Linked DNA regions of Homo sapiens: all the other regions are linked to region 1. The links are chromatin loops, found by intact Hi-C in ENCODE. Cell type or tissue: psoas muscle. All regions are shown on one strand. Region 1 overlaps POLR3E (RNA polymerase III subunit E). Region 2 has its middle 43 kb from the start of CDR2-DT. Region 3 has its middle 23 kb from the start of ZP2.

Region 1 (4,000 bases):
TTCACCATGTTGGCCAGGCTGGTCTCGAATCCTGACCTCAAGTGATCCACCCACCTCGACCTCCCAATGTGTTAGGATTATAGGCGTGAGCCACCGGGCCCGGCCTACGCTGTATTCTCTTAATGGGAGCATTTGGTCCTTTTAAATTTAATGCAGTTACTAGTGCTTTGGGTTTAAATCTACAGTGCTTTCTATTTGTCCTGCCTACATTGCATTTAAACTGTTTTTTGTTTTTTTGTTTTTTTTTTTGAGACAGAGTCTCGCTCTGTCCCACAGGCTGGAGTGCAGTGGTGCGATCTCGGCTCACTGCAAGCTCTGCCTGCCGGGTTCACGCCATTCTCCTGCCTCAGCCTCCCGAGTAGCTGGGACTACAAGGCACCCGCCACCACGCCCAGCTAATTTTTTGTATTTTTAGTAGAGATGGGGTTTCACTGTGTTAGCCAAGATGGTCTCCATCTCCTGACCTCGTGATCTGCCCGCCTCGGCTTCCCAAAGTGCTGGGATTACAGGTGTGAGCCACTGTGCCTGGCCGCATTTAAACATTTTTTAAATTGACACATAATGTACATATTTATGGGGGCAGTGTGAAATCTAAATACATGTATACAATGTAATGATCAAATCAGGGCAATTAACATATCTATCCCCTCAAACATTTCTCATTTTTGTGTTGGGCACATTCAAACTTCACTTTTCTAGCTATTTAAAATTATACAATAAATTGTTCTTAATTATAGTCACCCTGTAGTACCCTTTGTCCTGCCTACATTGGATTTTTATATCATTCTTACCATCTGCTGGATTCATTTCTGTTTCTATTTTTTCCTGCTAACTTGGAAGTTACACTGTTTGGGCTCATATATTGATTACCCTACAGTTTTCAGCTTACATTCATGACTTAACACATTTTAATGTTAATTGCTGCTTTTTACCCCATTCCAATCTATTCAGAGATCTTAGAATATTTTATATCTATCCTCATACTTACACACTGCTAGATTGGTATATATATATTTTTTTACCTTTTTAATTTGCCAATCTTCTCTAGTGTTCCAATTTTAGTATATGTACTGCCGAAGAGAGCACAGGATTGGTGTATTTTTATTTTTTTTTTGAGATAGTCTCTCTCTCTTGCCCAGGCTGGGGTGCAGTGGCACAGTCTCAGCTCACTGCAACCTCTGTCTCCCGGGTTTAAGCGATTCTCCTGCCTCAGCCTCCCAAGTAACTGGGATTATAGGCGCTTGCCACCACGCCCGGCTAATTTTTGTATTTTTAGAAGAGGCAGGGTTTTGCTGTGTTGGCCAGCTGGTCTTGAACTCCTGACCTCAGGTGATGCACCCATCTCGGCCTCCCAAAGTGCTGGGATTACAGGCGTGAGCTACCGTGCCCGGCCTGGTGTATTTTAATTCTCTGTATGTTTTCAGCCCCATAAGACATTACTGTATCCAGTCAATCAATATTCTTTACTCGCATGTTTATAATTTAGTCATCATTTCTTTCTGCATCTCTAAGTTTCTATCTGGGATCATTTCGTTCTGCCTAAAGAATGCTATAGTATTTCCTTTAATGTGGGTCTGTTGGTGATGCATTTCCTTGGTTTTTGTGTGTCTGGAAATGTCTATTTCACCTTTGTTCTAGAATTCTAGATTGGTGGTTATTTTCCTTTCCACGCGTTGATATGATTTTGTTGTGTTCCGACTTCATTGTTTCTGTTGGCAGTTTTGTTCTTATTCCTTTGAAGGCAGCCTGCCTTTGTTTTCCTCTGGCTGCTTTTAGGAGTTTCTCTGTTTTTGGTTTTCTACGGGTTCGTTTAGATGTGTCTTTAAGTGTGAATTTTTTACATACTCTGCTGGGGATCACAGGTCTTGAGCGTGGGGCTTGATGCCTTTCAGTGGTTTCTCTTCGGCGAATCCTCCCCTAGACCATGTGCTGCCTCCACGAGACCATCAGTTTCAAGGGATTAGGGATGTCTGTTTTGACTCCTGCTTTATGTTCCCAGTACCCGGAATAATGCCTGGATATTACCAGTGCAGACCCTTGGTAAATAATGTGGCTACGTTTTACTTGAATTATATTGATTCTGAATGATGTAGCATTAATTGCATTAATAACTCACTTTTTAAGTAATGTAGTTTAAGGTGAGCAATGTGACAAAATGTGAAATGTTGAACATTTTAAGAAAATACAATGCCTTGAAAGCTCCTCATAGTTGTAGAGTATATTCGTGTTACTGCCACCTGGTGGCGCCCTTGCACTGCTCCACAGGTGCCCAGCGCAGTTTGTCAGCACCTTGCGGCTGTTGTCCTTTGTTACACGTTTTCATCATGGAAGGCTTTTGCAATGGCGCATCGCGTATTACATAGGACCACGTGTGTATATTTACACCATAAGTGAATGAAAGCCAAGAGGGGTCCTCCCGTCACACACCTGAGGACACTGGCCCAGAGAGGCATGGGACTTGCCAAAAGTCTTGCAGCAAGGCAGCCGCAGAGCCCTGTTAAAACCTAAGCCTCATGGCTCAGCCCTGGGCTCTGCACCCAGCACTGCATGTGTCCCCTGGAGGTGCTGCCCCTTTTAGTTTCGCCCTGTCCTGGGGACTGGAAGGTAGGGACTTGGGGACTGTGGGCATTTCACCTGCCCCGGCACTTCTGTAAGCCCTACTCTGCTGCTGCCCATGCTGCCATGTCAGGGGCCCCTGGGTGAGGGTCCTGTGTGTGCCTGTGAGGAGACAATGCAAAATCCATGCCTCCATTCAGTCACTATGGCTAGACTGCTCGTTCTGTGCCATGGACCGGGCTCTCATTCAGACACTGCCCCTGGGGATGGCGGCTGTTACATTTGAGCTCCCTGAATGCAGAGATCATGGCATGGACCAGGTTTGTTTGGTCAGCACACACTTAATAGGTACCTTCGCTGTGGTGGCAGCGATGAGCCACATCGGCAGAGTCCGTGTCCCCACAGAGCGTGGCCTTGCAGGATGAGTGACAGTTGGTTGCCAGGTGGACCTGAGCAGGGGGAGGAGGAGGGCTTGGCAGCAGAGGGAGGGACAGTCAGAGCACAGGTGCCGCAGCAGGGGCTGAGCCGGGGTTGCAGGGCCTGTGGCTGGAGCTGGGTCAGGGCTACACTCTGGAGATTCTCGTGCCCTGCTGTCCAAGGCCCCGGCCTTTCCTCTGAAGTTCCCTGAACCTTGAGTGCTGAGCCTGTTCTCTCCGAGGGCTAACATGCCTCCCCTGCCTCTGACCTCGGTTCATGCCCACCTGCCCCTTTCAGCAGGTGGCCAAGGGCTTGCAGATGGCTTCATCCCTGGTTCTCTTGGTGTCACGTGCAGGGACCAGTTGTCTTCCAGAGTCCTGGGCTCCTTGAGGTCCCGGGCTGTTCCTCACCTTGTCTGTCTCTGAGCCCGTGACCTCTCCCTGAATGTGCAGGGGTCTTAGGATGAGGCTGGTGTGCATGGCGGGTTGAGGGGTAATAAGAGGAAGAACTGGGGGGATGTGTGGGGTAGAGGGGTGCTTCTTTCCCATGTCTGTGTTCACAGATGTGGCTCCTAAGGGGAGGTCTTGGGGCTCAGGCCTGTACCCAGCCCACGGTGGAAAGAAGCATGGACTGGGGCTTGGCCGGGAGGGGTAGCGGTAGAGGGGGCTCAGGGCAGGGACTGACCTGCCATCCTCACCTGCATTGGCAGTGACATCCTATACCCCAAGGACTCGTCCAGCCCTCACAGCGGCGTGCCTGCTGAGGTGCTCTGCAGGGGCCGAGACTTCGTTGTAAGTACCTTGGGTTCTCTGGACTCACGGTGGGGGCGTGGGAAGAGGGGGGCAGCGGTGCAGGGCTTCTGAAGACCGGGGCCCGGCAGAGGCTCCAGGTGGAGGCGGGTGTGTGAGGAGGCCCTGGCCTCTGCCTTTCTCCTCCTTCCTCTCAGAAGCCTGGAGTCTCGGGCTGGAAAGAACCTTCCAGTTCCTCTAGCGCAGTCGGGGGGTGGGTCAAGAAGCACGTTTCATTC
Region 2 (4,000 bases), 97 kb after region 1:
TCATTCAACAAATATTAACACCTACTACGTACCAGGTCCTGTGCTAAACCCAAAGGAAAAAGAGGAAAAGATGCAGCCCCCACTCTGAATAAGCTCACAGTCAATTATAGTGAGAATCTTAATGTTGGATGCTAGGTGCTATTACAGATGTAAGTGTGGGCTGTTGAGGGAGTGCCCACTGGCTTAGCATACAATTCAGACTGAGGAGAAAATAAATGATCTCTCTAATGAATTTTGAAAATTCATAGTAGCAGGGAGTCTGTGCAAGCACAGAGAGGCATGAGGTTGTAGGACATGATTGGAGGAATGGCTGATGGTTTAGTAGTAGAGCTTGAGAAGTGTAGACCTGATCCTAAAAGGAAAGGAGCATTATAATTATTAAACCAAGAAGTAATAATATCAGATTTGCCTTTTAAAAGATAACCCTGGGCTGGGCGTGATGGCTCACGCCTGTAATCTCAGCACGTTGGGAGGCCGAGGTGGGTAGATCTCTTGATCTCAGGAGTTCGAGACTAGCCTGGGCAACATGGTAAAAACCCATCTCCACAAAAAATGCAAACACTAGCCGGGCATGGTGGCATGCACCTGAAGTCCCAGCCACTTGGGAGGCTGAGGCAGAATAATTGCTTGAACTCGGGAGGTGGAGGTTGTAGTGAGCCAAGATTGCGCCACTGCACTCCAGCCTGGACGACAGAGCCAGACCCTGTCTCAAAAAATAAATAAGTAAAAATAAAACATTAGGCCGGGCGCGGTGGCTCACGCCTGTAATCCCAGCACTCTGGGAGGCTGAGGTGGGCGGATCACGAGGTCAGGAGATCGAGACCATCCTGGCTAACATGGTGAAACCCCGCTTCTACTAAAAATACAAAAAGTTAGCCGGGCATGGTGGTGGGCGCCTGTAGTCCCAGCAGCTCGGGAGGCTGAGGCAGGAGAATGGCGTGAACCCGGGAGGCAGAGCTTGCAGTGAGCTGAGATTGTGCCACTGCACTCCAGCCTGGGTGACAGAGCAAGACTCCGTCTCAAAAAAAAAAAATAAATAAATAAATAAAATAAATAAATAAAATAAAAGATTACCCTGAAGTGTGTTTTGAAGGGATGTTAGCTGGATTGCAAAGAACAGTTAGAAGGCTAACAAAGTGATTTTATATGAGGAATGCTGGTTCCACTGGTTAATATTGTGCATGGGGCCAGTGTGGTGGCTCACGCATGTAATCCAAGCCCTAAAGCAGTGGAAGACAGAAGGCAAGAGGAGACTGACATGAGAGATTAAGGAGTTAGAACCGCAGAACTCAGTGGTATCTCATTATAGAAGCATGGCTCAAAATTGGGTAATTGTGGCTAAGAAATGAGTATCTGAATGAAGGAAGTGAATGTGGACTGTCCTGGACCGCATTTCTTCTGTAGAATGTAATTCTTCCTCAGACTCATCTTCTCCATTTTCGAGGTGACTGTTTTCCACCTGAACTGGGGACATTGCTTGAAATCCAAGTAGCAGTAAAAGCCTCAAGCAATATTGTAGTAGAAAACCCTGGTGATGGTCAAGTGTGGTGGCTCTCATCTGTAGCTCTCATCTTCCAGCACTTTGGAAGGCCAGAGCAGGAGGATCACTTGAGGCCAGGAGTTTGAGACCAGTCTGGGTAACATAGCAAGACCCCATTCCTACAAAAAAAATTTTTTTTAATTACCTGGGACTGGCCGGGTGCAGTGGCTCATGCCTGCAATCCCAGCACTTTGGGAGGCCGAGGCAGGCAGATCACAAGGTCAGGAGATCGAGACCATCCTGGTTAACACAGTGAAACCCCATCTCTACTAAAAATACAAAAAAAATTAGCCAGGCATGGCGGCAGGTGCCTGTAGTCCCAGCTACTCGGGAGGCTGAGTCAGGAGAATGGCGTGAACCCGGGAGGCAGAGCTTGCAGTGAGCCAAGATTGCGCCACTGCACTCCAGCCTGGGTGACAGAGCCAGACTCTGTCTCAAAAAAAAAAAAAAAAATTAGCCGGGAGTGGTGGCACATGCCCATAGTCCCAGCTACTTGGGAGGCTGAGGTAGGAGTATCACTTGAGCCCAGGAATTCGAGGCTGTTGTGAGCTATGATCTCACTACTGTACTCCAGCCTGGGCAACAGAGTGAGAGCCTGTGTCACAATCAATCAATCAGTCATTAGGCTGGGCTCTGTGACTCATGTCTGTAATCCCAGAACTTTGGGAGGCTGAGGCAGGCAGATCACCTGAGGTCAGGAGTTTGAGACCACCCTGGCCAACATGGTGGAACCCTGTCTCTACTAAAAATACAAAAATTAGCCGGGCGAGGTGGTGCGTGCCTATAATCCCAGCTACTCAGCAGGCTGAGGCAAGAGAATCATTGGAACCCGGGAGGCAGAAGTCACAGTGAGCCAAGATCACGCCACTGCACTCCAGCCTGGGCAATAGAGCGAGACTCTGTCTCAAATAAATAAATAAATAAATAAATAAATAAATAAATAAAATTAAAACCCTGGTGGCTAAAAGAGGACAGGAACAGAATCTGGAATAGAAAAGACCCAAAGCCCTGTATTTCCTGTTATAGCTTATTTGCTGATAGATGTCAGAGCAATGGAGGAATGGCAAGTGTGTTTTTAACCTATCTCTCTGAATTTTCTTTGTATTCTCAAAGAACACGAAGGCCCTAAAGCAATAGTTCTCAACCTTGTTGCACATTAGAATCACTTGGAGCCTGAAAAAGTCCTGATGCCCAGACCATACCCTAGACCAGTTAAATCAGAATGTCTGGGGCGTGAGATCCAGGCATATGTGTTTTTTTAAAATATAAAACAATACTTCATTTCCTTTATTACCTAGTTGTATCGTTAAAATAAGAACAAATACAGTGGAATGGAATACTTCATATGACTTCATGTGAAAAATACTTCATTATACAATAAACAACCCTCATGCATTTCAACATTGCCACCAGTAACACTAAAGACTCCCAGTTCTATTCATATGTGATCATCACTGCCCTACACCCCAACCCCAGCTCCTCCAAGCTTCAACAGGCATCAGTATTTTTCGTAGCCCCTGGCTTATTCCATCATGCAGCCAATGTGGGAATCTAGAGATTGACTTCCTTGGAAACAGAGGCTCTAGAGACTAATTCTTATTGGCTCAGCTATAGACACGTTGGCAGCCAGACACGTTGGCACACTAGTCTCATGGTACTATAAGCATTTTTTAGAGGTATAAACTCAAACAGCACACTCAAGTGTCATTTATCTTTGAGTGATAATTTAACAGTTGGCATTTGGTGGCCCCACATAGCTAATGCTAATCTGAAAGTGTCCAACTGAAGTCCACAGGTTAATTGCACACTTAGCAGGATATGGTGTGATGATCAGAGAATTCTTTGAGATTCACCAGTGTAAAGAATTTAGCAAAAATGTGGCTGGGCATGGTGGCTCTCGCCTGTCATTGGATCCCTTGAGTCCAGGAGTTCAAGGCCAGACTGGGCAACATGGTAAGACCCTGTCTCTACAAAAAATACACAAATTAGCCACATGTGGTGGTGCACACCTGTAGTTCCAGCTACTCAGGAGGCTGAGGCAAGAGAATTTCTTGAGAATTTCTTGAGCCCATCAACAGGTTTTGAATGTTCCAGTCTTTTTTTTTTTTTTTTTTTTTTTTTTTTTTGAGTCAGGGGTCTCATTCTGTCACCCAGGCTGGAGTGCAGTGGTGCGATCATGGCTCACTGCAGCCTCAACCTCCTGGGCGCAAGCCATCCTCCCCTCTCTGCCTCCTGAGTAGCTGGGACAACCATGCCCGGCTAATTTTTTTTACAAGACCACTGTTAAAAGCCCGGAAGAATCCTGCAGCTCGCTGTGGTGGGCTGTTTTGCGTGTGCTAGAGTCTATTCAGCATTTCAGACAGAAAAGCCTCAGCATTCCTCTTCTGTGGGTCTCCACCGTAGCTCCTTTGAAATCTCTGCTTTCTCACACTTTCCCATCTGAGTCTTTGTGCCATGGCC
Region 3 (4,000 bases), 1.1 Mb before region 1:
GAGACCTTGTCTCCAAAAAAAAAAACAAAGAAAAGTTGTCAAAATGCATGGCTACATGAGTCATTTAAAACTGAGTGAAACAGGAAGATGTAAAAGACCTGTTGTTAACCAAGCTGTGGAGGACCGTTAAGGACTTCGGGCTAAGGTCCTTACAAAGATATCCTTAGCCTTTTAGACACACAGCTCAATGTGTGGCCGATTGGAAAGGTAATTAATCCCCAGAGCATAAAAACGATGACTTTTTTACAGTTATAATGTTAATTTATCAGTATGTCCAGGTTTCTTGTTTGTTTATTTTTGAGCATTCGCCATGTGCTGGATGCTATTTTTTTTTTTTTTGAGACAGGGTCTCATTCTGTCACCCAAGCTGGAGTGCAGTGACATGATCATAGCTCACTGCAGCCTCGACCTCCCAGGCTCAGATAATCCTCCCACCTTAGCCTCCCGAGTAGCTGGGACCACTGGTGCCCACCATCATACTCAGCTAATTTTTGTATTTTTTGTAGAGACAGGGTTTCACCATGTTGCCCAGGTTGGTTTTGAGCTCCTGAGCTCAAGTGATCCTCCCGCCTCAGCCTCCTAAAGTGCTAGGATTACAGGCGTGAGCCACTGCGCCTGGCTGCGGGGGGCTATTTTAAGCCCAATACACAGCAATACATGTTTCCAGTGCGTCCTCACTACCTCCCATTTTAGAGATAAGGAAACCGAAAGATTGACAAGTTAAATTGCCTAAGGGCCCATAGAATTAGAAGTGGGATTCTAACTGCAGTTTGTCTAACTGCAAAAGACATCCTAGGCTGGGTGCAGTGGCTCATGCCTGTAATCCCAGCACTTTGGGAGACTGAGGCGGGTGGATCACCTGAGGTCAGGAGTTCAAGACCAGCCTGGCCAACATAGTGAAACCCTGTCTCCACTAAAAATACAAATATTGTTAGCTGGACATGCTGGCGGGCACCCGTAATCCCAGCTACTCGGGAGGTTGAGGCAAGAGGGTTCGCTTGAACCCAGGAGGCAAAGGTTGCAGTGAGTCAAGATCATGCCATTGCACTCCGGCCTGGATGACAAAGTGAGACCCCGTCTCAAAAATAAAACTAACTAACTAAATAAATAAATCTAGATCAGCAGTTCTCAGTTGGGAGTGATTGTTCCCCGCCCCCGCCCCCCGCCCCAACCCTCAACCAGCACCCCCAGGGGACATTTGGCAATGCCTGGAGGCATTTTTTTTGTTTGAGACAGGGTCTTGCTTGGTCGCCCAAACTGGAGTGCAGTGTCAACCACAGCTCTCTTGACCTCCCAAGCTCAAATGATGCTCCTGTCTCAGCCTCCTGCATAGCAGGAACTACAGATGTGTGGCGCCATGCCTAGCTTTTTTTTTTTTTTTTTTTTTTTTTCAGTAGAGATGGGGTCTCACTGTGTTGCCAGGGCTGGTATCAAACTCCTGGGCTCAAGTGATTCTCCTGCCTTGGCGTCCCAAAGTGCTAGAGGCATTTTTTGTTATCACGATATGCGTGCCTGTGTTGGGTGCTGCTGGCATGTAATGAGTAGGGGCCAAGGATGCTGCTCAACATTTTACCAAGCCCAGGACAGGCCTCCACAACCAAGAATTATCTGGGCCCAAATGTCAACAGTGCCAGTCTTGACAAACCCTAACCTCAACAAATAATAAGAATTAAGAGAATTAGGCCAAGCAAGAGCACAGCTGGTGGAGAGGGGGTCAAAATTGACCAGGTCTGCCCCAGAGTGACCAGTGGCAATCGTGGCATCATGGAAACACACAAGTTCACAGTTGTGAAATGGTTCAGGTTGTCAAAGAGTTTTCGTATCAGTTACCATCCTTACCTTTCATAACAGTCCAGAGACGTTATTCTGCTCTCATTCCCATCCCCTACTCTTCAGCTGATGGAAGAGGAAAGCAGGGTTAATGGATGAGTCACCTGTGGAAGTTCTCAGAGTCAGCAAATGACTAAGCCACAGAACCCGGTTATCGGCCTCCTAGCCCACGTGCAGATCCTTTCCTCCCCCTTCTGCTGCCTTTTTTGTTAAAGCAGAAGTGACAACGACGAAACGTTCGGAAGATGGACTACAGTGTCCCATGGCAGTTGGGAGTCAGCCATCCAGGGGGTCCATACACTGCAGAGGGCATGCTCCGTGTATGGACCTCCAGGCTGGAGAGGACATGCTCCGTGTATGGGCCTCCAGCAGCACACATTGTTTGTTCATGTTTCCAAAACTCAGGAGGAGACTCAAGCCCCAGCCACATGCTCTAGGAGTCTCTATGCCCCTGTTAGGAGCTCCCGTGCTGGAGTTTCAATCCCCAGCTGGAAACCTTAGAAAAACCATCAGAAGGAAACGCAACTGTTTCCTAATGAAAGCGTTTCATCTCTGAGCCAGTAGAGGGAGCGCACATCCAGGCCATCCGAAGCTGGCTCAGCCGAGACTTCAATAGCACCGAGGGCTGGAAGAAGCATTCAACGCGCGATCCTTGAACTTGAATGAGCCTATGCATAGGAGCCTGTTAAAAGCCAAATTCGCGGGCGGATCACGAGGTCAGGAGATCCAGACCATCCTGGCTAACACAGTGAAACCCCGTCTCTACTAACAATACAAAAAAAAAAAATTAGCCGGGTGTGGTGGCGGGCGCCTGTAGTACCAGCTACACGGGAGGCTGAGGCAGGAGAATGGCGTGAACCCGGGAGGCGGAGCTTGTAGTGAGCTGAGATCGCGCCACTGCACTCCAGCCTGGGCGACAGGTGACAGAGCAAGACTCCGTCTCAAAAGAAAAAAAAAAAAAAAAAAAAGGCCAGATTCTGGCCGGGTGCGGTGGCTCACACTTGTAATCCCAGCTACTCAGGAGGCTGAGGCAGGAGACTTGCTTGAACCGGGGAGGCGGAGGTTGCAGTGAGCCAAGATTGCGCCATTGCACTCCAGCCTGGGTGACGAGAGTGAGACTCTGTCAATAAATAAATAAATAAGGCAGATTCTGAGTCTGTAGGTCTGCATCAGGACCTGAGTTCCTGCATTGCTTATCAGCCACCAGATGAAGCCTTCCACCGGCCACACCTTGAGTAGCAAGGTAATAGATAACTTCTCCCACCCTCTCCCATAGATGGTGGACCTGAGGCCCAGGGAGTTTAGACTGCTTACTAGAGGCCAAACAGAAAGACTGCAGTGCTGGGGCTAGAACCCATGACTCCTACAGCTGGTGCTCACTTCATAGCATCTTCCCTGCCCCTCTGACCCTGAAACAGGATTCAGGGAAGAGGATCCCTAAGTGTGGGTGAGGAGTAAGAGACTATACTATCTGCTTTGAATCAAGCTTCTTTATACTCTATTTTTGGTCAAGTTACTTCCCTTGCAGAAGTACCAATAGAAATTCAAAGATGAACACAAGCAGACTCCAATTCTTTTGGGCCTGAGGGAGCCAAAGTAAAATAGATTTGTTAGTGAAGTCCCTCTTATTTTTGGTTAGTACAAATTTGGCAAGTCATCCAAAGAAAAGCTTACATATAACTTGGTATGTTTTTATGAATGCAAATTATAGCCATAGACTTTCTCCTAAGAATGAAGTTTCTTAGCTTGAATCAGTTTAGATGAAAAATGCCTCCCTTAAAAAATAAGAGCTCCTAAACTCTCACTAAACATGAAATGCAGAGGCAAGTGGTTCTAGGGTTGATTTGGGGAACACAATGAAGTTATCAAGGATTTAGGCTTTCCATTTTTTCGCTCCATCGTTCTCAGGGTGTCTTTAGGGTTATTTCCTCATAGTTACAACATGGCTGCCATAGCTCCGGGAATCACATCACATAATCATATCCAAAAGCAGGTAGAAAAGGGGTTAGCTGCACATACCTTTTTTTAAATAAGGAAAAAGAAGCCCCCTCTCAACTTCCCCTTAAATCTCATTGAACAGAACTGTATTACATGCTCACCTCTAAACAGAAGGGAAATGGGACGTTATCTTGGCTATCTCATGCCAAGCAGGATTGTCCCCCAGGGTGTG

What was found. Peaks named below come from ENCODE experiments on the same cell type or tissue, not always from the same donor. Only the 100,000 strongest peaks of a DNase experiment are listed, where the experiment ranks them.
Region 2: a loop joins it to region 1, with 3 times the contacts of the local background. A loop is called at or near these places in 11 of 110 quality-filtered maps.
Region 3: it touches region 1 in a loop (7-fold over the local background); 9 of 110 quality-filtered maps call a loop at or near these places.

Annotation. Positions count from the first base shown.
Region 1 is chr16:22,319,168-22,323,167 of GRCh38, forward strand. POLR3E (RNA polymerase III subunit E) reads left to right here. Exons shown (of 21, transcript NM_018119.4): 14 at 3,683-3,764. Among named protein-coding and RNA genes, the nearest start is that of POLR3E, 24 kb to the left of the region's middle. RefSeq lists enhancers at 2,545-3,092, 3,093-3,642. In psoas muscle, a CTCF peak has its summit at 2,233 (motif pointing left); a DNase peak (open chromatin) is centred at 2,274; H3K27ac peaks cover 284 bases.
Region 2 is chr16:22,415,879-22,419,878 of GRCh38, forward strand. It overlaps the pseudogene RRN3P3. Among named protein-coding and RNA genes, the nearest start is that of CDR2-DT, 43 kb to the left of the region's middle. In psoas muscle, no CTCF peak of the experiment used is centred here; no DNase peak of the experiment used is centred here.
Region 3 is chr16:21,186,459-21,190,458 of GRCh38, forward strand. No RefSeq gene overlaps it. Among named protein-coding and RNA genes, the nearest start is that of ZP2, 23 kb to the right of the region's middle. RefSeq lists enhancers at 2,513-2,602, 2,653-2,722. In psoas muscle, a CTCF peak has its summit at 2,402 (motif pointing right); a DNase peak (open chromatin) is centred at 2,453; H3K4me3 peaks cover 377 bases.